4 separate regions of the Homo sapiens genome follow, and all the other regions are linked to region 1. Evidence: chromatin contacts called from ENCODE Hi-C or POLR2A ChIA-PET data. All regions are on one chromosome and are shown on one strand. The core of a region is the stretch at or near the end of the contact, and the rest is flanking DNA. Distances in the headings are between cores, read along the strand shown.

The links. Hi-C counts contacts between places; a loop is a spot of excess contacts on that map. ChIA-PET counts read pairs that join two places held with the same protein, here RNA polymerase II (POLR2A). Pooled maps may share reads with other maps.
Region 2: a pooled map shows a loop between it and region 1 (3-fold over the local background). The contact joins the promoter of CYFIP1 here to the promoter of SNURF in region 1. A Hi-C loop is called at or near these places in 1 of 50 pooled maps. POLR2A ChIA-PET finds 5 or more read pairs at or near these places in 2 of 52 experiments (AG04450 and activated T-cell).
Region 3: a loop to region 1 is called in a map of naive thymus-derived CD4-positive, alpha-beta T cell, with 17 times the contacts of the local background. The contact joins the promoter of MKRN3 here to the promoter of SNURF in region 1. A Hi-C loop is called at or near these places in 1 of 168 maps with a recorded cell type or tissue (naive thymus-derived CD4-positive, alpha-beta T cell), 2 of 37 single-sample maps with no recorded cell type and 5 of 50 pooled maps.
Region 4: a loop to region 1 is called in a pooled map, with 11 times the contacts of the local background. The contact joins the promoter of TUBGCP5 here to the promoter of SNURF in region 1. A Hi-C loop is called at or near these places in 2 of 37 single-sample maps with no recorded cell type and 6 of 50 pooled maps. POLR2A ChIA-PET finds 5 or more read pairs at or near these places in 1 of 52 experiments (CD4-positive, alpha-beta T cell).

What each region holds. Positions count from the first base shown.
Region 1 is chr15:24,953,615-24,956,742 of GRCh38, reverse strand. SNURF (SNRPN upstream open reading frame) reads right to left here and starts at 1,756. Exons shown (of 3, transcript NM_001394334.1): 1 at 1,681-1,756. The coding sequence starts at 1,694. It overlaps SNRPN (small nuclear ribonucleoprotein polypeptide N), which reads right to left and starts at 1,756. Exons shown (of 10, transcript NM_003097.6): 1 at 1,681-1,756. All of the region lies in intron 4 of SNHG14 (small nucleolar RNA host gene 14), which reads right to left. RefSeq lists enhancers at 1-209, 226-385, 210-775, 776-1,341.
Region 2 is chr15:22,978,954-22,981,982 of GRCh38, reverse strand. CYFIP1 (cytoplasmic FMR1 interacting protein 1) reads left to right here and starts at 1,615. Exons shown (of 31, transcript NM_014608.6): 1 at 1,615-1,696. RefSeq lists enhancers at 1,350-2,318, 2,319-3,029.
Region 3 is chr15:23,564,276-23,567,479 of GRCh38, reverse strand. It overlaps MKRN3 (makorin ring finger protein 3), which reads right to left and starts at 1,806. Exons shown (of 1, transcript NM_005664.4): 1 at 1-1,806. The coding sequence starts at 1,697. The coding sequence ends at 174.
Region 4 is chr15:23,037,982-23,041,059 of GRCh38, reverse strand. It overlaps TUBGCP5 (tubulin gamma complex component 5), which reads left to right and starts at 1,491. Exons shown (of 23, transcript NM_052903.6): 1 at 1,491-1,662. The coding sequence starts at 1,517.

The DNA.
Region 1 (3,128 bases), core at 507-3,006:
TGCTAGGCGGAGCCTGCGCCAACCCATCTCCCTCCTCCCCCCTCTACTGCGCCACAACCGGAAAGGAACAGCTGCTGTATCAGCCAGGTGAAGGGGAGGGCTGCCATTCCTTCCAGGCAAAAGCTGCGTAAGCCCTCGCTCCCCTGCCCCACGTCTCGCCCCACTGCAAGCGGAGGCGACTGTCACCTCTGCTGCGTCTGCGCAACCTGCATCCTTTCCCAAGCAGCACTTTGGGGAGGGGGCAGCCGCCCACCTTGGCCGGCTTCCTCTCCTTACCACTGCACCCTAAAGAGGGTACGGCTGAAACTCCGAAACAGCAGAAGCTGAACACACACCACCTGCCCCCTCCCCACTGGCGGCTCTACAGGGAGGAAGCGGCCACCCCCCCGCTGAAGCGCTTGCGCAGATCTAAGCCGCTGCAGCGGCGGCCATCTTGAAGGAGCTGCACAATGGCAGTGACGCAACACAGACCCCCAGGTTATTTCGACATAGCCTTCCAAGACCTGGTTCCCAACAGAGAGAAACAATGAAAAAAAAGTAACCCCCAGGCATCACCTGGCCTATCAGTCAAAAGATCTGTAAATGCAAGTTCTGCACATCATTCCAGTCTTCTTATGCCATAGCCTCTAAAGCGAGGGTTCCTAAAGGGTACGCAAGGATTCCACGCATTTCTGCAGCCCCTGCGGCAGTGTAGGCATTGCGCAGTTTTAATAAAAAAGCACCACCACCACAGTAGGCAAACCAGATGACCATCGCAGGTCACAGGAAAATTAAAGGCTGCGGACTGTGCTACTGCCCCTTCTGATGCCCCCTCCTCTACACAGCAATCATTCAGCGTCCCTTAGTCACTCCGGACAGCGACAGGCCCCGCGGCCGCCATGCCCACCGCCTCCATGCCATGCCCACCGCCGCCATGCCTACCGCCGCCAAAGTCCACCACCGCCATGCCTACCCGCTGCCAATGCCCACCGCCGCCAATACCCACTGTCGCCGCCTTCCCCCTACCTCCCAGCCACTTCCTACGGACTCTCCCCGCGCCGCGACCACCAACACAACCCCCACCACTGTCACACCGACTCATCCCCCTGGTCCACTGCCATAGCCTCCTCGCCTCGGTCACTGCGACGAATTCCCCCCCCAGTCGCCCCACGTACCCTGCTCCACCACGCAGTGGTCACTATTATACACCTACCTGCGCTCAACACCCCCTAAATACCGATCACTTCACGTACCTTCGCCCCGCCACAATCACTCCAATATACCTACCTCCGCCTAAAATCCCTATGCACTGGTCCCCCCACGTACCCTCGCCACACGGAACTGCAATCACCCTGATGTACCCACCTCCACCCATGTCCCTTGCCCACTGCGGTTACCCCGCATGCTCCCAGTCACCACCGCCCTTCCCACCGCAGACACCCGCAATAGGACCTGTCGCGACACCACAGTTGGGGGCGGATGGGGGACGCGCCCCAATGCGAGCGGACAGGATACCATCGGGGCAGAACGGCACAACAGCAAGCCTCTGAACATTCCGGATCTGGTTCTCCAGAACAAAGGACTTTAGGGCCCAAATTCCGTTTATTCAGTACTCCAAGTCCTAAAAACTTGGAATATCTGATGAATAAAAGTGGCCGCTCCCCAGGCTGTCTCTTGAGAGAAGCCACCGGCACAGCTGACCTTGCCCGCTCCATCGCGTCACTGACCGCTCCTCAGACAGATGCGTCAGGCATCTCCGGCGGCCGCTCCACTCTGCGCCAGACTCGCTGCAGCAGCGGCAGGCTTCGCACACATCCCCGCCTGAGCATGCGCGCCAGCCTGCCTCTGCGGCCGCGCAGGCGTGCTTGTTTGCCGCAGTGCAGGGGTCCCAGCTCCCTCCCTCACCGGAATGACCTGGGGGGAGGGGGCTACTGGACCCCTAGGGCCCCACAGCACTGTTGCAATGAGAGGGGGCCTCTAGAAACCATAAGCAACCTGGGATCAATGGACATGTCTACCTGTTTTTTAAAATGTGTAAAATACTAAAGAAATAATTCTTGGTTCTACAATAAATTTTTGCACACACCACTGGCCAAACAATCCTAATTTACACTCACCCTCAGGTCTTCCTATGTGCGGTACAAAAAAGCTGGTTTGGAAAAGTTAAATGCGCCATAACCACAATCAATGCAAATACGCCAGACTTGAAATCCTTCCAAAAGAAAATATCCCTAACTCTAAAAGCATGCTACATTGTTCAAATTTGGTGCGATTTTTCTACCCTTTTTCTACTTTCTACATTTTGAGGGGGTAAATTGTGAAAATTATCTCCCCCAAAATCACAATATAATTAAACTCTCCTATACGGAATGGATAGATCATTCAACTCAAAAACACTGGCTATTCAATTTTTGTAAAACAAAAATATGAACTTAGACCCCCACCTAAGATCTAAGTAGGAGAGCCTTTCTTTGCCTATTAGAATTGGATACATTAAAATTTTTACCAATAATCAATGATAGCTGGAGTGGGGAGAAACAGGCACTTTTATATAATACTAATGGACAAGTAAACATTATTTACGACATAATATTCTATCTGCAGAAATAACGGAAGCATCAGTAACTCCAAAATTTAGACGCTGATGTAGCTTGGGAAAAGACACTGCAGAAAAGAAGAAAATAATCCTGAAACTGCATCTGCATAGTTTTTACACACATTTGCCCTTTCTCAATTGCCCATTATCGAAGAAGGGAGGGTGATGTGAGTGGAGGTTGACTAAATGGTTAAATCCCCTCCCAAGCCCTGTAAGCTACTGCTCAGTTCCCAATGATCCTACATTAAAACAGGTGCGCAGAGGCTTATCAATGCTGACTTCTATCGTAACAAAATCTCAGAAACTGTGTAATGTTCCTCACAGAGAACAGATAGGCTAACTAAATAAACGTATATATAAATAATAACATGCAATATGGCTGATGGAAAAAATGATGTATTAGGCTGAATCATATAAAATTGTCAATATTGAATTGTTTTGACCTACAAAAACATTGCAATTTCTAATAGTTCATTGATACATATTCACATAAAATAACATGGGAAGTTGACTCTGATCACGGGAGTCAATCGAAAAATAAAATGTAGGCTGG
Region 2 (3,029 bases), core at 366-2,865, 2.0 Mb after region 1:
TGTTTAGTCCATTTACATTCAATGTGATTACTAATGTGGTTGAAGTCTAACTGCTTGCTCTTTGTCTTTGCCTTATGTGCTTTTTGCTCCTTCCTTCCTGCTTTCTTTTGGATCAAGCATATTTTTGTATTCTATTTTATCTCTTTTCTTGGATTTTTAGCTGTATTATTTTTTATTAATTGCTCTAGGGATTACAATATTTTATTATTTTAAGACGGAGTCTTGCTCTGTCGCCCAGGCCGGAGTGCAGCGACACGATCTTGGCTCACTGCAACCTCCACTTCCTGGGTTCAAGCGATTCTCCTGCCTCGGCCTCCCGAGTAGCTGGGATTACAAGCCCACACCACCATGCCCGACTAATTTTTGTATTTTTAGTAGAGACGGGGTCTTCACCATGTTGGCCAGTGTGGTCTCGAACGCCTGACCTCAGGTGATCCGCCCGCCTCGGACTCCCAAAATGCTGCGATTACAGGCGTGAGCCACTGCGCTCGGCCGGGATTACAATATTTTAAATTATCACAGTATAACTTGAATTTGGGTTCTATCATGTCATCTACAATGTAAAAACCTTTGGAATCTAATTTTGAGACTCCACCCTAGGCACAGAAAAGGAGTAATCTGCTGATTTGAAAATGTGTGGACTGGGAACCAGAATGTTATCCAAAGCCCCTGTTTTGCAGGAATGTGAGAAAGTGATATCCGAATATTGAGTCAACTGGTAGATTGTCTCAATCCGCTGGTCAGGATTCATTTGCTGCTTTTTGCCTTACCGCAGAGCACAAGCGGGGGTAACCAAACCTTCATAATCTAGAGACCAGACTAGAATATCTGATGCCCATCCTTACTGTTCTCCGTAAGAACCAGGGGTCGCGGATGAATGGGGAGTGAGGTTGCTGCGGCTGAGCGGGGCGTTTAGGGCAGTTTTCCTAAACACGCCTGTGACCAGCTGACTCCACTCAGCGTTTCCGTGTGAGGTATGTTTCTTCACCGGCCTTTCAAGATTGTTTTTTGGCACGAGCTCAAATCAGGTTTTCTTCCGTCCGCCGTTCCCGCAGGTCTGCGCACGGATTTGTCCCTGGTTCCCGCAGGCAATGGGGCCGCAGGGGCCGGCCGGGGGGGTCCCCAGCGGGCTCTGCGCGCCGACCTGCAGCTGGGACCCGCGCCTGGAACCCTCCCGACGAGCGCAGGTGAGCGCCTCCTGCCAAGTGGGGCGGCGCCACACGGGCGTCCTGGGTGTCCCCCTGAGCTCCTTCCGCAGCTCAGGCCAACCCCCGCCCTGACCCGGTGGAGCCCCGGGACAGGGTGCGGACCCCGTTCCTTCGCGCTCCGAACCGGACGGACCCGCAGGAGGACCCCACGCCCGCTCCGCTCCGACCCCGCCGTCCCGCGCAGGCTGCGGTGACCCAGGCCGGCAGGTAGCCAGGGGCTCTCTGCCTGGGAGGACACCTTCGGCGGCTGGCGTGGGGAAAGGGGCCGCCCGGCCGGGGATGCCCCGCCAGGAGGAGGGAGCGGCCGGGGCCGCGGCCGGGAGGGAGGAGCGCCGGGAGGAAGAGGCCGAGCCGGGAGAGCCCCCGCCCCGGGAGGAAGGGGAGGAGGCCGAGTGTTTCCTGGCGCATTCCCGGCCAGCCCGAGTGACTCACTCGGCCAAGGAAACTCCCAGGGCCCGCCCAGGACCCCCAAGCCGCCGCGGACGCAGGTGAGGAACCCCGCTCGCCCGCGCCTGCCCTGCGGCCTCCGCGGGGTCCGGGTCCCCCTCGGAACCTGGGCCGGCCAGGGCGGCGGCGGGGCCGGGACGGACCCCCCCCTCCCCCCCAACCCCGGCGGCGCGGCCTCCCCGGCGGCGCGGCCTCCGGGATCGTCCTGGTCCCCGCGTCCCCCAGGTCCCGGCCCCGGGCTCCCGCGCCTCCCGGGCTCCAGGTCCCCGCACTCCCTGCACTGGCTTCCCGGTCCCTGCGCCCCCGGCCTTTCGGCCTCGGCCCCGAGCTCCCCGCCCCCGCGTTCACCGCCTCGCGCCCCCGGATCCCGGATTCCGCGCCCCGGCACATGGCACAGCTCCAGTGGCGAAGGAATACCTTAGTGTTTGACGTTTTTGTTGGAAAGTAAGGAGCAGGCAGATTGTTAATGTTGCACTAAGGTCGCGCAGCAAGATCTGAACCCGTTTTTGTTTCGTGCCCCTGTGAGGAGCGGAGGGAGCCTGGTCCGCGGAGCCATTCCGGGCATTCTTGGAGAGAGGAGTTTTGGGCTTTGTTAAGGAGGCGCGATCGTTACGGAGGCAGCACTGTTTCGCACAAGCATCTGAATTGTGTATTTTAAGGCTGAAATGCGTGAGCTTAATTTGCAGCACATTGTGGGTGTGACAAGAAGGGTGCAAGAATAATCGGGAAACGGGGTTGATGGAACGTGTTTTAAGCTGAGAGGGGCGTCTGGACGGTGTCAGCTCCGCTATTAAGTCCAGTCAGGGAGCGGCTGCTGATTGAGCCCAGCGCCGCGTGGTCGCCGCTGGGGACTGAGGCTCGGGAGCGTTTGTTTTCTGGCGGCGGAGGGCACCGTGGCTGCGCCGGGAGCGGTGGTGTTTCTTGCAGTCGTCCGTCGGACTCCGGAATGAGGCGTGGTCGGAGCCGCGGTGATGCCTGGTGCAGTGCGCACATTGCTATGCTTGACAGCTTGGCGGCAGAGTCCCGGCCAGGCCGGGACCCGCGGGGGCCCCACGCATGCTGCCTTTTCCCTGCGGGTGGCCAGCGGTTTTCCAAGTGATGTCTAGATCTGCAGGCACGGAGCCTGGAAGAACGAGTCACGCTGTGAGTGGGCGCGGGCCGTAGCAGGTGTGCACTCGTAGGGCCAGTAGGGATATAGTGCCGGTGCCCTCACTGCGACCGAGGCGCCCTGGAGTCGTGGCGGAGGACGTTTCCTGCGTTAAGACAGGTGTCTGTGCTGCGCTCAAAGAAAATGTACCCCCTAAGTTTGTGTGTGTGTTTAAATTTATTTTAAACTTTTAGTAAGATTCACTTTTTGGTGTTCAGTTCAGTGAG
Region 3 (3,204 bases), core at 557-3,056, 1.4 Mb after region 1:
TTTTAACACAGATAATCACCATAATCCTAGGGGGAAAGATATGCAGAATAGACAAGAAAACAGAAGCACTGCCTCAACAGCCCCTGAAAGCAGTAAGAGTGTCAACACAGGGAAAACAGGCAATAGCAGACGACAGAACCTCAGCAGACTAGACCACATGCCACAGCACGATGCTACAGAATCAAATTGAAATATTCTTCCAGCTCATAATGAAGCAAGTCCCACTGGTCCTCAGAGAAGGGTAACTCATCTCTCAGTGAAAGAAACCGCTTAAACAACAGACTGGCCAGCCGAAGCACGACAAGCTCCTTCTTAATGCTTTTATAGAGCATGTTGCCCTCTCCCATTCGCACAGGCTCCACAAGTTGATGCCAGTATGCGCTGAATGACCCACCACCTGGCCCAGGAGGCTCATCTCCCCAGCCCTCAGGGTATTCATGCTTGTAAAAGCATGTGTCTCCAAATGGGCAGTTACCCCTGCCTTCCGCAAAATACCTGCAGGCCTTGTTGCTCATTGCCTCCTTGTATTGCTGAATAAGTTTCTGCTTCTCTTCCTCCTCCTCCACCCAGAACTCACTGGGAATGACCAATTCAGAGGTGACCCTGCACTGTGGGCAAGACTTGACGATCCTGTTCTCAAACTGTCTGGCACTTCTCCACCTGCGGATACACCTAATACAGAAGGAATGGTTGCAATTGGAAAGAATGCCAAAGCGGCGGTCATTGGGGTTGGCCTTCTCATAGACAACCTCCATGCAGATGCCACACACCTTGTCCATACCACGCTGCACAGCAAACGAGAGTTCCATATCTTTCTCGTGTGCTTCAATGCAGGCCCTCATATGTTCTTCCCTCTGGGCAGCATCCATGGGGTGCAAGGTCTGCAGCCCACACATGTCGCATATGTCTCCATGGAGGTACATACAGCTCTCCCCACGAAAGCAAACTCCCCTGGAAGCATAATAGCAAAACCGCAACCCACTGCCCACAGCCATCTGCTTCCTCTCAGTCTCTGAGCTCTGTAGAGGAGCCTCGGGGGCAGATGCAACCCAGCGGCCCCGGTAGGGCTGCCCTGGAACAAACTCAATGGCATCCGCCCAGCTTTCTACACCTGCTCCTCCAGCAGCTCCACGGTCTGCATTGTCTCTCTCGGCTTCAAAGAAACCCCTTTCAGCAGCCGAGCCAATCACAGGCAAGGAAAGGGAGGATGCAGCCGGGGGGGCTTCCGCCACTTCCTGAGTCGGGGGCTCGATGTGCGCAGCCGTGCTAGGGCCTCCACCTGCAGAGGCCCCAGGCGGCGAAACGCCACCCTCAGTGGCCATCTTCCGACCAGAAAGGTCGTGCGAATAGCGACAGTTCTCCCCCTCCTTGCACTGCCCATGTATATAATACCTGCAGATGATCTGCTTTGTCCAAATGCCGCTGCTTCGGCTTGGCAACGGACTGGGCCAGGCTCCTCCTCCTGAGGCTGGGGCAGGCCTCAGGCCTCCTCTGCGGAGGTGGGCAGGGACTGGAGCTACAGGGAAGGGGGCCCAGCCCCTTGCCGCATGTGGCAGGGCTGAATCTGGAGCAGCAGATTCCCCGGAGGGCTCACAGACGGGAAGGTCCGGCCCAGACACACCCTCCCTTGCTGCCTCAGCACCTGCCTGGGCCCCGGCTGCCTCGTGGGCTTCTGAGGGAGCTGCAGGCTCTTCCATGGCTGCTTTGGCACCCCGAAATGGTGCCAGAACCTCTCCGGTATTTTTTCTTTATGGGCTTGAGGCCCGGAATGGCGGCCGCGCTCGGAGGCTTCTCTGGGGGAAGTGTGCATCTCTTTTTCCTTCCCCCCTGCTTTTGGGTCCCTCTGACTGTGTGTTCCTACCTACTTCCGGGCACAGGCAGCATGGCGGACACTTCCTGTGGGGGCAACGTACGTGCTCTGCCTGGTTTTTACCGCAATTTTCCAATCTGACATATTTTTTCGTTCACACAGGCGGGGACCAACCCAGCCCCTTTTGTCTGCCTTCTGCCTCTGCTTCGCTGTGTTCCGGCAGTCCCTAAGTCCCTTCTCACACGATTTCCTCAGGAGAATGAGGTTTTACTTTAATCTCTTCTGGTTTCGGTCATGCACGCTTCGTTGTATTTTCGTATCTGTCTGCCTTAAAAAAAATATAATCCTATAGATTCTGAAACATTTCATCCATGAATTATATAAATTCTTTTTTTATTCACTCCATCTTATGTCTGTGGTTTTTTTCTTTTAATGCCCGATCGCGGCAGGAAGCTTTTTTCAATTCGTTCGGTTGACAAGGCGCCGTTTCTTTTGGTCTTTGTTTTCTGGGATTTCTGAGGGCTTACACTGGATACGCTTTTCACCAGCAAGGCATTAGCAGAGAGCACTTCTGATCCGAGGCTAAGTTAGCACCTTTCAGATGTCTTTCTTTATTGTGATTACTATGCTCATTTTCCCACTGTGTTAGAAGCGCCAGACTTCAACCAGTCCTGATGCTGGCCTAATAAGACACTGTCCCCTGCATGACCCAGGCTTTTATTTTCTCTACTGGTTTAATTCATGGCAGCCCTTTGTTTCCCTTCCTTTCTTTCAACCCCATCTGTGCTGTGTTGTGGCAGGACAGCCTTTCATAACATATCCTGTGCCATATTATCCACAAAGGAATGGTCTTTAATTTCCATGTATGAGCGTTTTGTCATTTTTGCAGATAAATGTAGTAGATTAATCATTTTTTTGTATTCCTACTTTGCTGAGAGTACGTATCATGACTGCATACTGAATTCTGTTATGTAGTTTTATACATTTTTTGAGACAATTTTGTTTTTCCCTTTATTCTCTTAATGTGATTATTTGCAGCTATGAGTTTCAAATATTTAACTAACCAATTTGTTTCTAATAAGAAGCCCTTCTGTCATGATATATCATTTTATATATTATTGGATTTTTTTTCTATAAGTTTCTTTGAGGAAATTTTGTTGCCTAAATCTGTAAAGTGGAAACATATCTGAATATTTATAATCACCCAAGTCAACAAATTAAATTATAATTAAGTAGGTAAAAGCAATGAAAGCAGAATGAAGCAAATAATAAGGGCAAGAAAAGCAATGAAGAAAAACAAATATTAAATAAGGGAAATAAATTAAGTAAAATCCCTTAAACTGCTTATTGAAGCCAGATAATTTCTGGTGAAATTTATCAAGGAAAAATGAAGA
Region 4 (3,078 bases), core at 242-2,741, 1.9 Mb after region 1:
CTGGCCAGGTGACATTTATGAAGTCACCCCCAGCACCTCTGGCCAGGTGGGGTTAAGAAGTTCCCCCCGCCCCCCAGCACCTCCGGCCAGCTGGGGTTATGATGGCCCCACAACACCTCTGGCCAGGTGGGGTTATGATGTCCCCCCAGCATCTCTGGCCAGGTCAGATTATGATACCCCCCAGCACCTCTGGCCAGGTGAGGTTATGATGTCCCCCCAGCACCCCTGGTCAGGTGGGGTTATGAAATCCCCCCCAGCACCTCTGGCCAGGTGACATTTATGAAGTCACCCCCAGCACCTCTGGCCAGGTGGGGTTACGAAGTTCCCCCCGCCCCCCAGCACCTCCGGCCAGGTGGGGTTATGATGGCCCCACAGCACCTCTGGCCAGGTGGGGTTATGATGGCCCCCCAGCATCTCTGGCCAGGTGGGATTATGATACCCCCTAGCACCTCTGGCCAGGTGAGGTTATGATGTCCCCCCAGCACCTCTGGCCAGGTGGGGTTATGAAGTTCCCCCCGCCCCCCGGCACCTCCGGCCAGCTGGGGTTATGATGTCCCCCCAGAATCTCTGGCCAGGTGGGATTATGATATCCCCCTAGCACCTCTGGCCAGGTGAGGTTAAGATGTCCCCCCAGCACCTCTGGCCAGGTTGGGTTATGATGGCCCCACAGCACCTCTGGCCAGGTGGGATTATGATACCCCCTAGCACCTCTGAGCAGGTGAGGTTATGATGTCCCCCCAGCACCTCTGTCCAGGTGTGGTTATGAAGTCCTCCCGGCACCTCTGGCTAGGTGTGGTTATGAAGTCCCCCCAGCACCTCTGGCTAGGTGGGGTTATGAAATCTCCCCCACCACCTCTGGCCAGGTGACATTTATGAAGTTCCCCCCCTCAGCACCTCTGGCCAGGTGGGGTCATGAAGTCCCCCAAGCCGCCCCTGAGGAACAGGCGAGGCAAGGGCCAGCAGGCACTACTAGCGGGTCGGGACAGCTGCTTCGCTGATGCTGGTTGTGTAGCATGGATGTGTGTAGCGTGACTGTGTTGTGTGGATGGGGCACGGAAATCCGCAGAGACCATCACTGGAGGGAGAAGCTGCAGGGCCGGGAGGGTTCAGCAGGTAAGCAGTTCAGGGTTCCTGGAAAGGCGGGTCCCAATGCATTTGCTGACCGGGCACCTAACGGGCTGCTCTCAAAATCACTGACTGTCACCGAGGCCGGCCAGAGACCCTTATGTATCTGATTCACGATGACACCAGCTAACTCTGAGTACAGTAGAAAACGTACCGTCGGGCAACCAGAAAATGCGCACTCCAGTCCCCACCACGGGACAGCGCCAGGCAGTACCCTCCACAGCCGGAGCTCGAACTGTCGCGAGAATAGCGGTCGGCTTGGAAGTCGCCCGGCGCGGGAGCGCGAACTCTCGCGAGAATGCCGCCAGCTCCGGAGGCGACTGCGGCAGGAGCCCGAGCTCTCGCGCGACAGGCACCAATTCGTTAGACGCGCGCTGCAGGAGCGCGGAACATGGCGCGGCACGGGCCACCGTGGAGTCGGTTGGACGCGCAGCAGGAGCGCGACGTGCGGGAGCTCGTCCGGGGTGTCGCCGGCCTCCAGGACGAGGCAGACCCCAACTTCCAGCTCGCCCTAAACTTCGCCTGGTCCAACTTCAGGTGTGGGGCACGGCGCGCGGGCGGGTTCCCGGCCACAGCCCGGAGCCCGCGCGTGGGTCCCGCACAGCCCGGGGTCGGGGCGCGCTGGGGCAGGGCATGGGGCGGAGGCGGGCGCGGCCTCAGGGAGCCTTCGCAGGCCCTGCCACCGCCTGCTCCCCGCCGGCCAGCGCTCTCGGCGCGGTGCCCTGCGCACCACAGGGCGTGTTACCCGGGACGCGTCCTGATCGTCACGGGGAAAGCGTGAACTGGGTTTCTTGCCGGCCGGCGCGCGCGCCTGCAACCCCAGCGCTCTGGGAGGCCCAGGCGGGACTCCAGGCCAGCTTGGGCAACGTAGCAACTCCATGTTTATAATTTTTTTTTTTTTTAAATTAAAGAGATTGTATTCTCACTGACTCCTGCTCCCTGGTCAGCCCAGTGTAAGATCTCTCACCCTGCTCTCCTTTTTCCAAAACGCGTGTCATGACACTGATTTAACCTGTCATTACTGTCTCCTCCACTTCCACTCCAGCTAGAATGCTGCATCTCTGCACAGCTCCTGGCACGTAGCACGCTGAGTCACCTAATACAATTTCTAATGCAGTTTCTCTTGTAACTAATTTTTAAAGACTTACAGAATTTAGATATTTACGTAAAGTGAGATCTCCTATTTTTCTTTATGGGAGATGTAAATTAATACTTTTAGAGTCATTACCCATAATGAAATTATTACTAAAAAAATGTTAATGTTAATATTCTACCTGTTTAATTTCAGTAAAAATCTTCTTGAATAATGAACAGTTTTTCAAAATCCGTAATCTTAGTTACCTTAATGATCATAGCCATAAAGTGTCTAGTTGGCTTATAATAGGAATACGGGGCTTTCAGATTCTTTTAAACCATGCCAAGTTTCTGAAGTAATAAACTGAATTCTTAAGTGTAACTTATAAAAATAAACAATGTGTGAAATAGGTTATACAATACAGAAACTTAAATGCTGAAATCCAAGTTATTTTTCTACTAATATTTCTAAATGACAGTAGGCAGATTGTCATCATTTTAGAGCTGGGAGAGACGTTGGAGGTTACTATTTTCATTCACAGATTTCAGGAACTAAATTATAATAGGTAAAGTGGTGTTCCATTCACCCATTTACTGGCCTAGAATCATGTGTTTTTCAGTAGTGTAATTTTATTTAAGTACAGATTGCTCGCTTTGATACTAAAAAATGGAAAACATTTTTTGCATAGGCTATGCTATGTACATATACATTAGTTGCATAGGCTGTGCTGTAATTTTATGATGCTTTAAACCATCAGAAAAATGAATAGTTCATGTTTACATTCTTGAAAATTGTGGACTGGGCGCGGTGGCTCACGCCTGTAATCCCAGCACTTTAGGAGGCCGAGGTGGGTGGATCACGAGGTCAGGAGATCGAGA